3 separate regions of the Homo sapiens genome follow, and regions 2 and 3 are each linked to region 1. A link is an interaction called in ENCODE POLR2A ChIA-PET data of the cell type or tissue named here. Cell type or tissue: Caco-2. All regions are shown on one strand. Region 1 overlaps WBP1L (WW domain binding protein 1 like). Region 2 has its middle 17 kb from the start of TRIM8. Region 3 overlaps SFXN2 (sideroflexin 2).

Region 1 (2,500 bases):
TTCGGCTTTGCTGCGTCTGAGATATGTCACGAGAAGGTGGGGGTGGGCCAGAGCCAGGCAGGGGGAGTAGCGAGGAGAGCAGGAGACAGTGTGCCTGCTCGGTCCCAGGACTCTGTTTACTTTGTCTGCTTTGCTAAAGAAGGCCGGTGAACCAGGACCACCGCACACACAGGCCCACCAGGGGCAATGCTCATTCCAAGACCTTAACTTTTAAGAGCCCTTTGTTCCAACGTTAGTGTGGACGATGCTCTTGCAGGATGCCTTTCCTTTTGGGTCTTAGACAGGTAATTGTTTCTGCACGGATCGGGTTTGGAAGGGAAGAAGGGGTGGGAGCTTGTTTATTGTACTACTGCTTTGGGTGGAGGGAATATTTTAGCAAATGCCTCTCAGTTAGACCAGGCCAGCTCCCACACAGAACTTTCCAGTCTCCCTTCTTGTTTGCTAGTTGCTCCTTACTTTCAGAGCCACCGTGTTCTTAACCCTCTACGTCCCCGAGGTTTCTCTAGGGCTGACCAGTTCTGATTTTCCATCAGACACTGTAAAACTGCTTTGGAAACTTCACGGAGAAACAGCTGAAGAATGGGGCTGGGGAAGGGGAGAGGCAGAGTGCGATTCTTGCTCCAAACCCCTTTTATTCCTTCTCCATTTTGATTTGGCTAGTTAGTGGAGATTTCCTCACAGTCCTCTGGTTCTGAAGGGACTCTGTGTTGGGGGTGGGGTGAGGGCTCCGTTCTTCTTTTAAAGGAAAGGCTTTCTTCCTTTCAAGCATGTGCCTGGGGCTGTGCAGCTGAGGGACGTTCCCGACGCCTCAGGGGAAGGGGTGTGGAATTGACCCCATTTTGGCCTTACTGACCAGTTTTTCAAAAAGACCCCTGTGGCAGAGACTTGATTGCTCGGTGAGCCGCCCTTTGAAGTGGGAGCACTGCATTCATTCCAGCCGGTAAAGCAGTGTGGAATGAGAGAACAGTAGCAAGCCACCAACTGCTGTCTGCTGAGAACACAGCTGTTGCCAACTATTTGTTCCAGGGCTTCTGAGAGTCAGACACCCCCACCCCCTCTTCGTCTGAGAGGCATGTCTGTATCGGAATGTGTAACTGTAACCAGCAGCTGCTGGCCATAAGGGGTGGGGAGGGAGCACACACCCTCTGCTGCCTGTTCCTGGGTGAGGAAAAGCCACAGATGAGCTCACAGCAGAAGCCCTAGAGGGGAGCTGCTAGGGACCACTGGTTGCCCTCACTCTGAGAAAAGTGCTAGGTGGACAACTCTCCCTTGAGTTGCCTACAGTTCTGTTCAAAGGAAGCTCCTCTGAAAAGCCCCAAACATTCCATTACAGCTCTTGTTATCTTCAGAGTGTTGCGTTGACACAGCTGATGGGCAGAGAGGTGACCACTCTGAACATCCCTTCTGCCCCCACAAGAAAGGCTGTCCTTTTTTTTTTTTTTTTTTTTTTTTTTGAGATGGAGTCTCACTCTGTTGCCCAGGCTGGAGTGTAGTGGCGTTAGCTCACTGCAACTTCTGTCTCCTGGGTTCAAGCGATTCTCCTGCCTCAGCCTCCTGAGTAGCTGGGATTACAGGCATGTGCCACTATACCCGGCTAAGTTTTGTATTTTTAGTAGAGACGGGGTTTCGCCATGTTGGTCTGACTGGTCTCGAACTCCTGACCTCCGGTGATCCGGCCACCTCAGCCTCCCGAAGTGCTAGGATTACAGGCGTGAGCCACTGTGCCTGGCCAGAAAGGCTGTCCTTTTAACCTATGGGCAGAGTGAGCCCTGGAGAGGATTTCAAGCAGTGTTGGAAATAGGATGAAGCTGGATGAAGCGTCTCATGCTGTGTCAGCAGGCTGGTAGGGTGAAAACTGCCTAACAGAGTGGAAAGAGTGGGCTGGGAGCTGGAAAGACCTGCGTTCATATCCCAGCTTCCCTGAGGTCTTGGGCAGGCCCTTAACTGTTCTGAACCTCATCTCTGAGGTCACACAGGGATTCCACGAAAGAATGTATGTGAACGTTAGCACCTGGGCTGGTAGAGAGTAGACATAACTCTTACTTTGATCTACTCATTCCCAAAGGATGCAACACTGCAGGGGTGCAGGAAACGAGAAGCGAAGGGACTGATACCTTGACAGGAGCCAGGTGTGCTGGGCAGGAGCCCACAGCCAGGGGAGTGAGCTCTTGCATCTGTAGTCAGTGACTGCCATTGTGCAGTGACGTACAGCTGGGAGGCCACCTCTTACTCTACCGAGACACTGTTAATCTTATATACTGAGGTGGCAAGAGGGCGAGGGCTTGTGTCCAGTTACTTGGACATGTAGTGAGAGAATGAAGCAGTGGGTAGCATTAAACTCTTCAAGGAGAGTGAAGGGTTGGGATGGTTGTTTTGGGAAGGATCTGAGAGGATCAACAGCAGGTGAACCTTTAGCTCTTGTGTCTGAACAGTTGCCTGGTGGAAGGCAGAATTTAGAAGACCTCCGAAGGCCCTTCCTGCCCTAGGCTTCTGTGACTCA
Region 2 (2,500 bases), 120 kb before region 1:
ACTCCATCTCAAAAAAAAAAAAAAAAAGTCCCATGCCAGTGGTCCAAGCCTCACTGACCCCTAGCCACCCCTCCCCTCAGAAAAATAAAGGCTTGCCGAGCACGTTGGCTCATGCCTGGAATCCCAGCAGTTTGAAGGTGGATGGATCACTTGAGTTCAGGAGTTCAAAACCAGCCTGGGCCACATGGTGAAACCCCATCTCTACTAAAACGAAAAATTAGCCAGGCGTGGTGCCACGGGCCTGTGGTCCTAGCTACTCTGGAGGCTGAAGTGGGAGGATTGCTTGATTGAGGCTGGGAGGTGGAGGTTGCAGTGAGCTGAGATCTTGCCACTGCACTCCAACCTGGGCAACAGAGCAAGATCCTGTCTCAAAGAAAAAAAAGAAAAATAAAGACTTTGGGGCTGGCCAGACCAAACCATAGCCTTGGTCTTGCTAACTGCCTCCGCCTTCCTGCCCTGAGGGAGTAGAGGATGACTCGGGTGGGGTGGTGGACCCTTGCTTCATTGTTCCCCTCCCCAGTGTGGCAGGGAGCCAGGAGCAGTATGACAACAGCTGGCCTACCCCTTCCCTCCCCGTGCACCTGTTTGGGGCTAAAGGGAGTGGGGAAATGACTGGAGCACAGTGCCCCTCCAGCCCAGGGTGCAGGATGCCTGGGGGCAGGTGCCGGTGGACAGTCACTTCACTCCACTCAAATCTGCTTCTGTCTCACTGTCCCTTTCTCCAGTTCTCAGGAGCCCTGAGACATCCCCCGTGCCAAGAGTTGGGAGCCAAGATAAAAAGCTGCCTAATTTCTTTCCCACTTGGCCTAGTTTTGTTTTGGCTGAGGGGAGAGGCCCTTTCCCCAGGTGCGTCAATCCACTGAGATGTGGAGGGGACATTCTGGTGGGAATGGGATGGGCTTGAGCCCCTCCATGTCCCAGCTTTGAAGCCCACTCCAGACAATGACACGCTCAGGCACACATCTATAGGTGAAGCAGCAGCTGCCCAGAGTTGGCTTGGGGGGGGTTCCCTAGGCAGCCAGGGAAGCAGGGAGACGCTAACCCACCCAGCTGTCCCCAGCCACCCAGCTGTCCCTGGCTTTGTAGGAGCAGCTGTCACCCAGCTCCCAAAAGGGTCGGGGCAGAGGAGGCCCAGAAAGAGCTGGGGCTGCCCCAGGGAACAGGCTTATTCAGAAGTCATCGGAGGGGCCTTCTCTGCCCTGAACTGGTGGCCCCTTGGAGGGCTGGCTGCAGCCACAGGTGCCCCAGTGCCCAGCCCTCCCCTCCTGCCTTCCCCCAAAGGCCATCACGCCTCCCCTTTCCGGGAAGGGTTGGGGATCTGACCACGTCTCCCTACCCCACAGACTGGGGCCGACAGCTCCTGTGGCCCAGATGTGCTGAGCCCGCAGCGAGGCCACCGCGAGGGAGTGGGTGGGGGTGGTTTCCTCTGCTGCCTGCCGGCCCCAGCTCTTTCATGTTGCCGCCCTCCCCATCCCAGCCCGGAGCCAAGCAGCTGGGCCGCTCCTGCCCCCTCCCTCGGCCTCGCTCCCAGCTGTCTTTGGGGTGGGGCAGGGCAGCTGGGGAACAGCTGCAAGGCAGGAGCCTGGGGGGTGATGGGTGCCCCCTGCAACTGCCGGAAACGGTCTTTGGGCCAAGAAGGGAGTCTGAAGGGTGGGGGTGGAGAGGGCGAGGCCTAGGGGATGATCGGCTCCACCCCTTCTCCCAGCGCATCTGGCCAGGAGACCCCAGCTCAAAGCCCCCTCCAGCTTCAAAGGGCACCCTGGGGTGGGAGGCAGGAGACGAGGGTGGATGCCCTGACCCACTGAGTCCGCACCCCAGGGCCCCTCTCTCCAAGCTGTGACCTCACCTCAGGGTTCTTAACAGGCCTTGCTAACACTCTCCCACTCAGATCCTGTCATTGTCACCATGGCCTTCCTAAGACACCCTCATCTTCTCCCATCCGAGGGTGGGGGAGAACCAATTCGATTCGCAACTTCAGGACCCAGGACCCATCTAGCCGCCTGGGGGATTCCCTACCCCACCTCTGCAGCCTGTAAATTCTGGGGGAGGAGGCCCTGGAGGGAGGATCAGAGGCATGTCCTTCCCCAACCTCCCACTCTGGCCTACTAAGAAATGGGAGCAGGGCTGACCCTATGAAAGTGTGGGAGGTGAAGGAGCTGGAGTCGTGATTCCTGGGTATCCCCAGACAGACATCACCACACTACAGCCCCTCTTCTAAGGTGATCCCAGCACTTTGGGAGGCTGAAGCAGGAGGATCCCTTGATGAGACCAGCATGGGCAGTATAAGGAGATCCTGTCTCTATAAAAAATTAAAATATTAGGCTGGGCGCGGTGGCTCATGCCTGTAATCCCAACACTTTGGGAGGCCAAGGCAAGCAGATCACTTGAGGTCAGGAGTTCGAGACCAGCCTGGCCAACATGGTGAAAGCCCAACTCTACTAAAAATAAAAAAAATTATCTGGGCCGGGCACGGTTGTTCACACCTGTAATCCCAGCACTT
Region 3 (2,500 bases), 52 kb before region 1:
ATCCCCAAATAGTAATTCCAATGATCTAGGAAGACCAACATTCCCACACCATCCCTACCACCACAGACTCAGTGTTTCTCAATGAGAGACAGAATTTGTGTATGGAGGATCTGAGTCCAAGCCCTTCTATTAGTATAATTGCATTAATATTATTTGTTTCTTTTTTTTGTTTTAACTTTTACTTTAGATTCAGGGGTACACGTGCAGGTTTGTTACATAGGTAAACTTGTGTCACTGGGGTTGTACAGATTGTTTCATCACCCAGCTACTAAGTTTAGTACCCATTAGTTATTTTTTCTGATCCTCTCCCTCCTCCCACCCTTCACCCTCAAGTGAGCCCCAGTGGGGTCTGTTGCTCCCGTTTTTGTGTCCATGTGTTCTTATCATTTAGCTCCCACTTTTAAGTGAGATATTTGGTTTTCTTACTTATAAATGTGATATTTGGTTTTCTGTTCCTGCATTAGTTTGCTAAGGATAATGGCCTCCATCTTCATCCATGTCCCTGCAAAGGACGTGATCTCGTTCTTTTTTGTGGCTGCATAGTATTCCATGGTGTACATATACCACATTTTCTTTATCCAGTCTGCCATGGATGGGCCTTTTGCATTTGGACAATTTCTACTGACACGTGTTCAGGCTCACTGATTCTTTCCCTGGCCATGTCCAGTCTACTGATGAGTCCATCCAAGACTTTCTTCATCTTTGTTACAGTATTTTTGATTTCCAACATTTCCTTTTGATTCTTTCTTAAGAGTTTCCGGCTGGACGTGGTGGCTCACGCCTGTAATCCCAGCACTTTGGGAGGCCGAGGTGGGCGGATCACGAGGTCAGGAGATCGAGACCATCCTGGCTAACATGGTGAAACCCCATCTCTACTAAAAATACAAAAAATAGCTGGGCATGGTGGTGCACGCCTGTAGTCTCAGCTACTTGGGAGGCTGAGGCAGGAGAACCACTTGAACACGGGAGGCAGAGGTTGAAGTGAGCCGAGATCGTGCCATTGTACTCCAGCCTGGTGGCAGAGCAAGACTCCGTCTCAAAAAAAAAAAGATTTTCCATCACTGCTTATGTTATTTGTCTGTTCTTGTCTGTTGTCCACTTTTCCCTTCAGAGTCCTTAGAATATTAACCATCGTTGTAATTAATTAATTAATTAATTTTAACCATAGTTATTTAAAATTCCTGGTCTGATAATTCTAAAATCTCATATCTAAATCTGATTCTGATACTTGGCCTGTTTCTTCAAACTGCGTTTTTTTTTTTTTTCTTTTTAGTATGCCTTGTAATTTTTCACTGAAAGCTGGACATGATGTACCCTGTGAGAGGAACTGAGGGGTGAGGTTTTGTTTATCTAGGCTATGTTTACTGTTTGCTGTAGCTATAGGTATAAAAGGCTAAATTTTCTTCTGGTGTCCTTGTTCTTATCTCCCTTGCTGTCTATGGGTCTCTAGAGACTTCTTAAATAGGGCCTAAGACTTGTTACTCTTTTTGTTATAATCCTTGTAATGATACAGGAGCCCTGCTGGTGCAGTGGTGAGGTGAGGGAGTGGAGGATCTACAGTCCTGTGATGAGGTCTCAGTCTTCTGGGGAGCCTGTGCCCCTGAACCTTCACAAGAGCTTCTCAGCCTCCCCTTGTCCTCTTTAGGTGAGGCAGGAAGGCAAGAGGTGGCTGGAGTTCTCTTTCCCCAAGTCACTTAAGTTCTGGTACAACCCAAGATGGTTAGGCTCTGGTAAAATAGTTTCCCTCAAGGGTAGACCTTGTTGAGAAGAATAAAAGGGCTGGGCATGATAGTGCATGCCTGTAGTCCCAGCTACTTGGGAGGCTGAGGTTGGAGGATTGCTTGAGCCCAGGAGTTCGAGGTTGCAGTGAGCTATAATCATGCCTGTCAATTACCATTCACTCCAGCCTGGATAAAATAATGAGACTCTGTCTCTAAATAATAAAACAGGCCAGATGCGGCAGCTCACACCTGTAATCCCAGCACTTTGGGAGGCCGAGGCAGAAGGATTGCTTGAACCTAGGAGTTTGAAACCAGCCTGGGCAACATAGCGAGGTGCCATCTCTACAAAAAAATACAAAAATTAGCCAGGGTGGTGGTATGTGCCTGTAGTCCCAGTTACTCAGGAGGCTGACCTGGGAGGTAATAGTTGCATTGAACCATGATCACACCACTGCATCCCAGCCTGGGTGAGAGAATGAGACCCTGTCTCAAAAAAAAAGTAAAATTAAATAAAAAAAAGAAGTATAAAGGGCTTTGGGTGTTTTTTTGTTTGTTTGTTTTGTTTTGTTTTTCCCCCCAAGATGGAGTCTTGCTCTGTCACCCAGGCTCAGGCTGGAGTGCAGTGGTGTGATCTCAGCTCACTGCAACCTCTGCCTCCTGGGTTCAAGCAATTTTTCTGCCTCAGCCTCCTGAGTAGCTGGGATTACAGGTGCCTGGCACTGCGCCCGGCTCATTTTTGTATTTTTAGTAGAGATGGGGTTTCACCATGTTGGCCAGGC

The links. ChIA-PET counts read pairs that join two places held together with the same protein. Peaks named below come from ENCODE experiments on the same cell type or tissue, not always from the same donor. Only the 100,000 strongest peaks of a DNase experiment are listed, where the experiment ranks them.
Region 2: POLR2A ChIA-PET joins it to region 1 with 6 read pairs; 4 of 35 experiments call an interaction of 5 or more read pairs at or near these places.
Region 3: POLR2A ChIA-PET joins it to region 1 with 5 read pairs; 12 of 35 experiments call an interaction of 5 or more read pairs at or near these places.

Annotation. Positions count from the first base shown.
Region 1 is chr10:102,776,134-102,778,633 of GRCh38, forward strand. All of the region lies in intron 1 of WBP1L (WW domain binding protein 1 like), which reads left to right. Among named protein-coding and RNA genes, the nearest start is that of WBP1L, 33 kb to the left of the region's middle. RefSeq lists enhancers at 7-538, 539-1,070. In Caco-2, no CTCF peak of the experiment used is centred here; DNase peaks (open chromatin) are centred at 20, 948 and 2,078.
Region 2 is chr10:102,659,881-102,662,380 of GRCh38, forward strand. No RefSeq gene overlaps it. Among named protein-coding and RNA genes, the nearest start is that of TRIM8, 17 kb to the left of the region's middle. RefSeq lists a silencer at 1,388-1,447. In Caco-2, no CTCF peak of the experiment used is centred here; a DNase peak (open chromatin) is centred at 1,426.
Region 3 is chr10:102,723,663-102,726,162 of GRCh38, forward strand. The region is part of intron 1 of SFXN2 (sideroflexin 2); the gene reads left to right. Among named protein-coding and RNA genes, the nearest start is that of SFXN2, 10 kb to the left of the region's middle. In Caco-2, no CTCF peak of the experiment used is centred here; no DNase peak of the experiment used is centred here.